Regions from separate parts of the Mus musculus genome. Here region 2 is linked to region 1. A link is a contact called in ENCODE Hi-C or POLR2A ChIA-PET data. All regions are on one chromosome and are shown on one strand. The core of a region is the stretch at or near the end of the contact, and the rest is flanking DNA. Distances in the headings are between cores, read along the strand shown.

Region 1 (4,860 bases), core at 1,938-4,437:
ATTTATTTACAGTAGCATTTTCCATCATATACATACAATGGTAAAATTCAAAAGAACATGGACAATAACATTTTATTAAGTATGCATATGTATAGTAGAATTTAACACAACTGTGAAATAATAATTGACAAGAAAACACAAATAATAAAATATTAACTATAAAAGCTCTATCTTGGGCCTAGAAAGAGTATTCAGATTATAGAACTATAGGTAGTTTTGTTTTACTAATAATGAATTTTCCAAGATTTTCTATAGTGTGAATAGTTCATCCTACGGTAATGAAGAAGCTCATAAGATGAACAGCTATTCTAAGCAGTGTGCGGGGACCAGCAGAGTGCAGACACAATCAATGGTGCTTGTGAGTGAACAAGCAAACTAGACATCCAGTCAGCATGAGTGTAGCAGAGTCCGTCATGGGGAGCTGGAGATATGCAGACACAATTAGTCAATACAAGGAAAAAATTTGGAAAGAGAGATGAGATTTGTTTTGAAATACTTCCTGAAAATTCAGGTAGAGACAGTCAGCAAATCAAGAGGCAAATGTGTGGAACTTAGGCTGAAATTTCTTTCTGAAGGGATGAAAATGCTCTAAAACTGGTTTATGGTGATACTTGCCCCATCTGGTAGATGAGCTAACATTATGAAGCCCTACAGTGGGAAAGGATGGGGTATGTAGTTTATTAATTAAATAACTGTCAAATATTTTTTTAAAAGAAGTATTTCATACCTATAAGTCTAAGGTGTGAGGCAAGGCAGGTGGTAAAGGCAAACAAAAAGAATGTAAACCAAGCAAGTTACTATCAACCCCGGGATGGAAGACTGCCACTAAATGTTGGGGTGATCTGTCCATCTGCAAGGGTCCCGAGACATCTGCGAAAATGTGGCGCCCTGAGTTATCAAAGAAAATTCCCAGCACCTGTCTCATAATTCCACAGGTCTGCGTGTGACCAGCATCTACCACACGGTATACTTACGCTGTCCACAGTGAGTGCCGATGTACCCTTTCTGGCACAGACAGTGGTCATCGCTGCAGCTGCCCCCATTCATACAGCGGATGCTGCAGTGTTGGACTAGGGATAAAAAGAGAGGAAAGGCTTAGTGTGGCAGTTTGTGTGTGCAGGTGGCAACATTTCACCTGACATGACTTGTGGCTATTTGACAAAAATAAAATAATTCATCGAGATTCATATATCATGCAGATAGCAGAAGGGTCCTAATTATCGAGGCTCATTATGTTATGTATAAAACCACTTACAGTGCAATGTGGGTTTTTTCCTTGGCACTTGCTTTAATGGGACTAAATGACTTCCTTAATTTAGCAGAATTTATATTCCAGTGTCATCTCTGTAATTTATACCAATAAGAAAGGAGAGTCTGAGTGATGGCCCCAGGACAAGGTTGAGGTAGCAATGATTCCCATGAAAAGATTCAGAGTTCAAAGTATCTGGCCAGGGAAAAGGTTGGAGTAATACTTTCCACCCATTTTTCTTCCATTTTGATGGCAGGCTAAAAGGACATACTAGAAGCGTTACAATAGCAACGATGTTTGATGGACAGAGAGTTGAACTTAGAAAGCGCTGCTCATTTAAACTGTAACGTTAAATGAAAGACCATCAGTATTTCAAATCCATTCTGTGTCACATTCTCACCTAGAGAAGTGTGCATTTCTAAATCCTAGACTATGGGTGGATACCATCAGACCTGAGACAGACAGTGATATGCTAATGCAGTGACACACTAAAAGTGGAGTCTTAGAAATATCTGGTAGACCCTCCTATGAGAGATGTCCATAGTCACAGAACATGCTCTCTCCTCTAGCATGTAAGCTATCTTGTGCTGGTAGCATTTTCAAAAGGTCCAGCTGATCCCTAGTTGCTAGAAGCAGTAACTACCCTACCTAGAGGAGACTAAAGGCTTGGCTAAGGGAATCATGAGTCCTGTTGACACTTCTCAATATGAGGCCATAGTTGGAAGCTGGAGTTTTGGCTTTTTTTCTGGTGTGTCCTATGTGTGGGAGTCAATTCCCAGTGGAAATGGCTCAGCAGGGAACAGAGGTCTGTCCCGACTATGCAGAAGCAGGAGTCAATGGGCTCTGAGCACTCTTAAGCTGTCTTCATGGAATGCGCAAGCCAGAGTACTCTTCCCCTTAGAGTACAAGAGAGTCCTCCCCACAGCCAACCTCATCTGTGAGAGGTCCTCGCAGCAGTGCTAAGAAATGACTACTTGGCTATGTGAGGAAAGGACATTTGTCTAAAGAGCTACAAATATTCAGAGGTCAACCTAGCCCGACAGCCGAAAAATGAAAAATTGAACTCCTATTCTTACTGCAGCCTCTCAGACACAAAGAGTTGAAAGTGATCTGCCTTTTCAAGAATCTTGCTCTCTTCCTGGAATGTCATAAAAGGCTCCATTTCTCCTGAGCTAGAAGATCCCTGCACCTCAGCACTCAAAGCCTCTCCAGTAGGGCCCTAAACAACCCATCAGAGCTCCCAGAACAGTCTCCTGACCTGGAAACAGATCATTCGGTCCCCTGACAAATAAATCTGAATGCCTACTATGAGTCATTAAAAATGCAAGGTATTCTGAGGTGGTCCCTTTGTGGAACCCCTCCTAACCTCTCCTGTTTCTTTGTCCCTAGCTCTCGGGGACCAAACTAAAGCTCTCATCAAATCCCACCAGTCTCCATCAGCCTTTAAATGCCTCTCTGTTTCTTTGCTCCTCTCTGACTTCTGCTCTGCCCTCCCTCCCAAGCCAGACGGGAGATGATGAAACCCTGCACATCTGGTTTGATGAGCAGACTGGAAGAGTAACCCAGGTTAAGAAGCTGCCCCGTGTGTCCCAGGTGCCTATATAGCTCTAAGAGGATAATGATTCAAACATTTTAACCTTTTTCCCTCCATCTACAAGCGCTAATAGCTCCCCCTGCTACAGACATCAAGCAAACCATGCAGACAAACGGTTACTTTAGGCTCCATTAAAGCCTCTAAGCCAAATGCTTTTTAACTCTAAAACAATCTACAAGTATAGAAAGGAAAAAATACGCTTAAGGCTTTGGATACTATTCTAAGTGGGTCAGGAAATGGTGTACAATTGCTTTAAAACTCAGTGCTATGCTTAGTTCCATGCTATCTTAGAAAAACAGCAAGGACTGGGAAAGGGCAGGAAATGACGTCATCCTTCGAGCAAACTCAGTGCACAAACTGATTTCAATTAAAGTGGCTCATGCCAAGGCCCGATTTCCATTCCCACACGAGCAACAAAGCCGCTTAGCTACTCTGCAATTTCAAACAAAAAAAGGAAAGAGTGACCAGTGGCTTGCACAGTGGCTTCCCAGTTACTTGTTCAAATTGAAAGTCAGGGCAAAATCTCCTTTCCAGGAAGAACAACTCTGTGTACACTGAAACGTGACAGATCAAAAGCCTCCCTTGATACAGCTTTCATTTCCTTAAACCCCCTCTTTCCAGTTGAAACTTCTCCAGGTTAAAAATATTCTTTCTCCTTTATAAAAAACAAAACCACCCTGTGAGACTTGGAAGGCCAAAAGTCATTGTGAGCCCAGTGGTCACGCTGCCCAGTGGGCCTTGGGGTTATCAGCAGAATGGAGGCCTCCATCACTGCTTTCATAGATGGGTCCTAGAGCTTAAGGAAAAAGTGTTCCTTTAAAAGTGGGAGCAAGCCTGGTATGTGGTTTGTCTGTACAAACACTCAGCACTGGGTAGACTGAGGCTGGCGTGTGGAAGTGTTGGCATACATTCAAGGCTAGCCTGGGCTACAGAGTAAATTCCCATAATCTACAGACTGAGACTTCATCTCAAAAGTTATTTTAGAAGGTGGGTGCAAACCTAGTATCTCTGACAAGGCTTTGCCTTTGCCGCCTAATCTGGAAATTGTTTAGAGGGACCAGACTATGAGTTCTACTCACACTCATAGGATGCAGTATCCATCAATGGATGTGCTAAAAAACCCATGTCAAGACACATGCCTAAACTCAACCCGTATTGAGATTTTACCAGAAACAGAATACTAAGAGAGTCTAAGCAGTCATTGTGCAAGTTGAAGCTGACCTGTGCAGTCAGACCCCTAATGAAAAAGTCCCATTAAAGATGGCCAGAGAACCTCTGATCATTTCACACCAGGATCCACAACCTAGAAGTAACAGACACGGCCCACATTTACCTGCAGCCACAAAAGGTCCCAAATAAGTATTGTATTCATTTCAGAATCGGTCCCTTCAATCACTCAACAAGCACCCACTGAAAATCTTCCATTGAGAAGGTCGCAGGAAGAGCTCAAAGCCTGTCTTTAGAAAGTGCGGTACAAACTCATTAAAATGACTAACTAGAAAGGAATGGCATGCATGCAGCACAGGAAGGGAAAGATGCAGGGCCAACATTTGGATCTCAACATCTCAACCATCACCCTCTAGGCAGGCTCAGCCCCCAGAGAGAGCATTAGGAAATTTTCAAATAAGCAACTGAATGTGTGCTTTAATTTCAGCACTGGGAAAAGCCCAAACAGAAAAATGAAATAGGCAGACCAAACTCTAGCCTCTACACCTGAGACAACAATCCACTGAGGTGGCCTGAGTCACTGCAAGACACAGACAGTTTTCATTTGGACCGATAATTCCCTTAGGTGCATAAACATCTGTGGGTGTCTACAGACTCACACAGCTTAAAACAAGGCCAGAGCACCTCCAAAACATAAAAGTCACCTGAGCTGTTCAGAAAAGTTTAGGTGAAGTATCATCTGCCATAAGTTTCCGTAAAGTCTGTGTAGAGAGAAAACTAATTCAACAAGTGTAAAGGATGAGTCTGGACAGCCTTTGGGTGCTCCTCCCTGTCAGTGTAAACACTACAG
Region 2 (4,592 bases), core at 1,382-3,881, 36 kb after region 1:
TCATAGTAGCTGTTCTACTAATACTATGTGTTTTAAAAAAAGATTTATAAAAATTGCAATGGGGGCTGGAGAGATGGCTCAGCGGGTAAGAGCACTGACTGCTCTTCCAAAGGTCCTGAGTTCAAATCTCAGCAACCACATAGTGGCTCACAACCACCCGTAATGAGATCTGATGCCTTCTTCTCGTGTGACTGAAGACAGCAAAAGTGCACTTATTTATAATAAATAAAATCTTTTAAAAACTGCAATGGACAGGAGTCTGTCAGATCAGGCACTAGGAGAAGTACAGACAATAACTCTATATTCATAAGCTCATGTGAAACCCAATGGTGTGGCAAAGTGCAGCTCTGTCAGCAGAGAAGGGACACCTCTCTGTTTGTCAGGTTGTCTTCTCAAAAAGAGACATGCAAATTGGTAACAGAAGCACACTAAGATCCGGCAAAACTCTGGCCTTAAGACTTGCAACCCAGAGTGAAAGATCTCCCTCGCTCTCTCTCTCTCTCCCTCTCTCTCCCCCTCCATATATATATATATATATATATATATATATATATATATATATATGCATTTATATTGGCATATATATGAGCAATGCCATCACAATAGATACTAAGATGATCTTGTGCAGCAGAAATAGATTTTTGAAAGAAAGATGCTGAACCAAACAAAGGCCTCTTGAGAACATTAAAATCAATTTTCCACCCATTTACTGAACTCTTATCAAGTCAGGAAAAATGCACCCCTAGAATGACAAGAAACTTCAGCATGTGCACTCGCTTGAATCATTGAGCAGGCTCTTCCAAAGGACAGAACTGTGGCCGTTTATTTCTATCTTACCACTTCTAATAGAGACTCCAACTTAATCTCAGAGATTGTCCTTTTTAAACGATTAAAAACTCTTAGGGGAATTATTTCCATCTCCTTCAGCTCCGGAAACTGCCAAGCCTTAGACAGCCAACCTGACCGATTTAAGTCATCCCAGCTGCAACACTAGGGCATGGGAAGCTGATAGTACAGGGCTTTCCAAGAAGATACCGCATGAACACCCATTTAGAGCCAGCCACAGCTGCATGCAGAGCTCACGCAGGCCGGACACTAGTGTTCAAAACCCTCTGCCTTACAAACTTCCAGGGTAGGTGTCTGAACGCGAGTGTACAGCTCTGGTTTTCATGAGAATGACTTAAAGGAAGGACCATCTCCTGACCACGCATCTCATCTCAGTCTCTGGATTCTTCCCTTTCAGCGATGCCTCCCAAATAGCTGATGCCCACACGGGAAAAGCACTTCTCCCTGCAACTGGAATTGGTAAGCAGCAGAAGCAGTGGGCTTCTCCCTTTCTCTGGGTTTCAGCTCCTCCCCTTCTTCCACAAGGAACCATTCTCGCCTCCCCAAATCTGCTTCAACAATGGCCCAGGATTCCCTCCAGCCAGGACTTCTCCTCTGGGCCAGGAACAAGGCGAGTTATCTGAACAAGAGTTGATGACCGAGTAACTTTGGCACTTCCAGGCTGTCTCCCGGGGATCTCACCCAGGGTCCTCTACGGGCCAGAACCTGCCCTGTCAGTTGCTGTGGATCTTAAAGTCCCAAGAAGGGCGAGGGGAGGCACACCGAAGCAGCTGGGAGCTTCCCTTACCCTTTCAGCGCATCGTGTCCTCCGCCGCCTCTTCTCTTGGCCCGATTGGCTCTGGTCTCCTTCAGGCTCCCAGCCTCCAAATTGGCGTCCGCCCCATGGCTCGTGTAGGACTCGAGGAGCAGGGCGAACGCCAGCGCGACCTCCAGCAGCCCTCCTCGCCGCATGGTGCCGCCGGCCGCCACTCGCTCCGCCGCCGCCGCCGCCGCCGCCGCCGCGCCTTCCAGCGGCCCGAGTCTCCGGGGTCCCGCTGTCTCACTGTCCGGCTGTCCTGATGCAGAGAGGTCCCCGGCCTGGGTCCTACAGCTTTCTTCTCCAGGGACTGCTCCCACTTCGGGTAGTCCCTGCCTGTCCTGCAACACAGACAAGTCCCCAAGGCGGGGAGGTGAGACACTCAGGGCTCCGGGATGCTGAAAGCTCGCAGTCCCCGGTGCCGAGCCCAGACCGCGCGCCGCCTGCGCGTGGCGCAGTTACTCGGAGGAACGAGGACCACTCGATCCCAACTAGCTGCAGAGCCAGAACCCGGCGACTGGCATCCGCGGACCCTGTGGCCTCGCGGCGCCAAGTACCGTGTCCCTAGGGAGCCCAGGCGTCCCGCGAGCGGACTGCCTACACGGTCTTAATGGCACTGATTGCGCGCGGTGACGGCTGACGCCCCAGCTCTCCAAAAAGGGTCCTCTCCGCCCACATACCGGGTCATGGCCAACCCCGCCAGTCCCCTGCATCCGACGTGGAGCAGGGCACTGCAGTCCCGGATCTTGCAGCTGTCAGGCAGAGAGGGCCAGCTGCAGATGCTCGAGACATCCCCTCACCCTGCCCGGCCTCCTGCCCTGGATGCCGCGCAAACGGCCCTCCAGCCACCCGCCTGCCGCCCGACCCTGGCGGGACCCCATGAGACCCACTGGACTAGCGGCTCGGACTCTCAGGCGGCGGTGGCTGCTCTGCTCCGCAGCTGTCCCAGCTGTGGCCGCCTGTGGCACCCACAGTCTCTGCCCCAACTCTGCGGCCCCCTCCTTTCCCACCTCTTCAAGTATCGTCCGCGCAGCGGTTTCTCGCGAGAGAAATACTTTTTTAAAAAAAAGAAAGAAAGAAAAAGAAAATGACACCCTCCCCACCTCCCCCCATCACCACCCCACCCCCGGCCCCATCTATCCTCCCTTTCCACTCCCCTCTGCCAGCCACCGCCCGGACCCGGGCCTCCCTCATTCGCAGGATCAGTGCCCTGGGAGGAGGCGGAGGTGATCCAGTCCTGCCTGGCCTGGGATATTCCGTCCCAGGGTGGGGAAGAGAGGGAATGGGAAGAGGTGGAGTAGCGGTTTAGACCGATCTGCCTGCGGCTGAGAGGTCCAGACCCGAGATTCCCGCGATCAGAAGCACGGAGAGCTGGGCCACCTGCGCGGAGAACGCATGCTGGACACCTTGGCCAACGAGGCCCAGGAGGCCCTGGCTGGAAAGGGGCTCTGTGGCAGTGGCCCTCGCTTCTCAGCCCAGTCTTCTGCTGTCTGGCTGGGAGGAGAAATTGTAGGCTCCGAGGCTCAGGCAGGGCTTGTGGTGAGGCCACCACCACTGAGCCAGCCAACAGGTTAGCGGCGGCGAAAGGGGCATGCCAGTGTCAGGAGCCCGCTGGAGGAGCAATTCTCCCGAGGCTCAGGTCAAGCTACTCACCTAGGCTAAATGAAGAGGCTGCGAAAGTCTCAGTCTGTGATGTGGGGGCCTGTGATTTGGGTTTCAGACAATCCTCCCGCCCAACTCTCAGTTAGGAATGGGGTTTCCTAAAATAACCCTATTTTCACATGTGTACACACTATACAGAGAGCACATACACACACATGCATGGGATTGGGGTGGGGTGGGGGTGTCTGAAATCCACATCGGGCTCGACCGCAGGGACCAGGGACTCCAGTCACCAACTGTCACTTTCCACACAGTTACCCTAAGAATGCACGCATCTTGTTGACCCGGATTTTTCTTGTTTTCAACATCTTGTGCCCGGATATGAGATTATAGAGATCGAGGCATGTTATCAACTCCATCTTCTTTTCAAAATGGACCACGCCTCATGATAATGGACTCACTGCACTGCTTCGATACCTGAATAGGAAGACTTAAACACTGATTTAAATTCATAATTATTTAAATATATTATCTAGTTTAATTGAGGTCTTACTTTCAAAAAAAAATCCTCTTAACAGATCCATGAACTGGAGATTCCGTCCTACATCTTCAGGTGAGAAAAGAGGTATTCATTCGAGGGCCAGGAGATGGCTCTGAGCAAATAAAGCACCAAGCCTGGTAACGTGCGTTCTAGCACCAGGAACTACCTGGCAGAAGGAAGGAAAGACTCCTGAATGTGTCCTCTGACCAACGTACTCGGCATACGCATGCGCACAAGTGAGCACATATACTCCAAATGTCGTCAAATAAAGAACCATTCATTGAAGAAGTAGCTATTGAACACTTGTGCCACCTGGCCCACGGATGAATCAGAATCACTTGCAAGTAAGCCAGGAGTTTCAGTCCCTTTGCACAGCAGGTGATCGACAGGGAAGGCAAGCTTGAAACAAATAGTAGCTCATATGTTACATGCCAACAAACACGGGGCACTGCTTAGATGATGTATGTGACCATGACTAGACATAGGCTAGGGCCAATAGAGGAGGCTTCCCTGATAAAGTATCATTGAACCCTTTTAAGGCACCATGGCGACTTAGAAAGAGCAAAAGTTCTTAACTATAGATACACAGTAAGTTCTAGGAACTTAAAAAGAAATAGGCAAGGACCCAGTTTTTTAAAGTCTGTGGTGGACATTGACATGGCTATTTTTCAAAGATCCCCACAAATCCAAAGGGGTGGTAGGGATATTACTAAAGGTGGGAAAGGGGTCCAAACCGAGGAACCATAGTCCCATGGTCGGCAGAAGCAAGGTTTCTGGGGGTTAGGGAGGACTTTGGTCTGACCTCTG

What was found. A loop is a pair of places that touch in the nucleus more often than their neighbours do. ChIA-PET counts read pairs that join two places held with the same protein, here RNA polymerase II (POLR2A).
Region 2: a loop to region 1 is called in a map of heart, with 3 times the contacts of the local background. The contact joins the promoter of Fbn1 here to the enhancer-like site in region 1. A Hi-C loop is called at or near these places in 4 of 37 maps with a recorded cell type or tissue (all heart). POLR2A ChIA-PET finds 5 or more read pairs at or near these places in 1 of 5 experiments (Patski).

The regions. Positions count from the first base shown.
Region 1 is chr2:125,467,569-125,472,428 of GRCm38, forward strand. It overlaps Fbn1 (fibrillin 1), which reads right to left. Exons shown (of 66, transcript NM_007993.2): 5 at 975-1,070. Among named protein-coding and RNA genes, the nearest start is that of Fbn1, 36 kb to the right of the region's middle. Within about 2 kb of position 3,188, at least 1 of the 3 ENCODE cell types and tissues checked has a DNase peak (open chromatin) inside an H3K27ac peak, as active enhancers do; it is heart, where a contact is called at or near this core.
Region 2 is chr2:125,503,807-125,508,398 of GRCm38, forward strand. Fbn1 (fibrillin 1) reads right to left here and starts at 2,632. Exons shown (of 66, transcript NM_007993.2): 1 at 2,533-2,632; 2 at 1,634-1,983. The coding sequence starts at 1,797.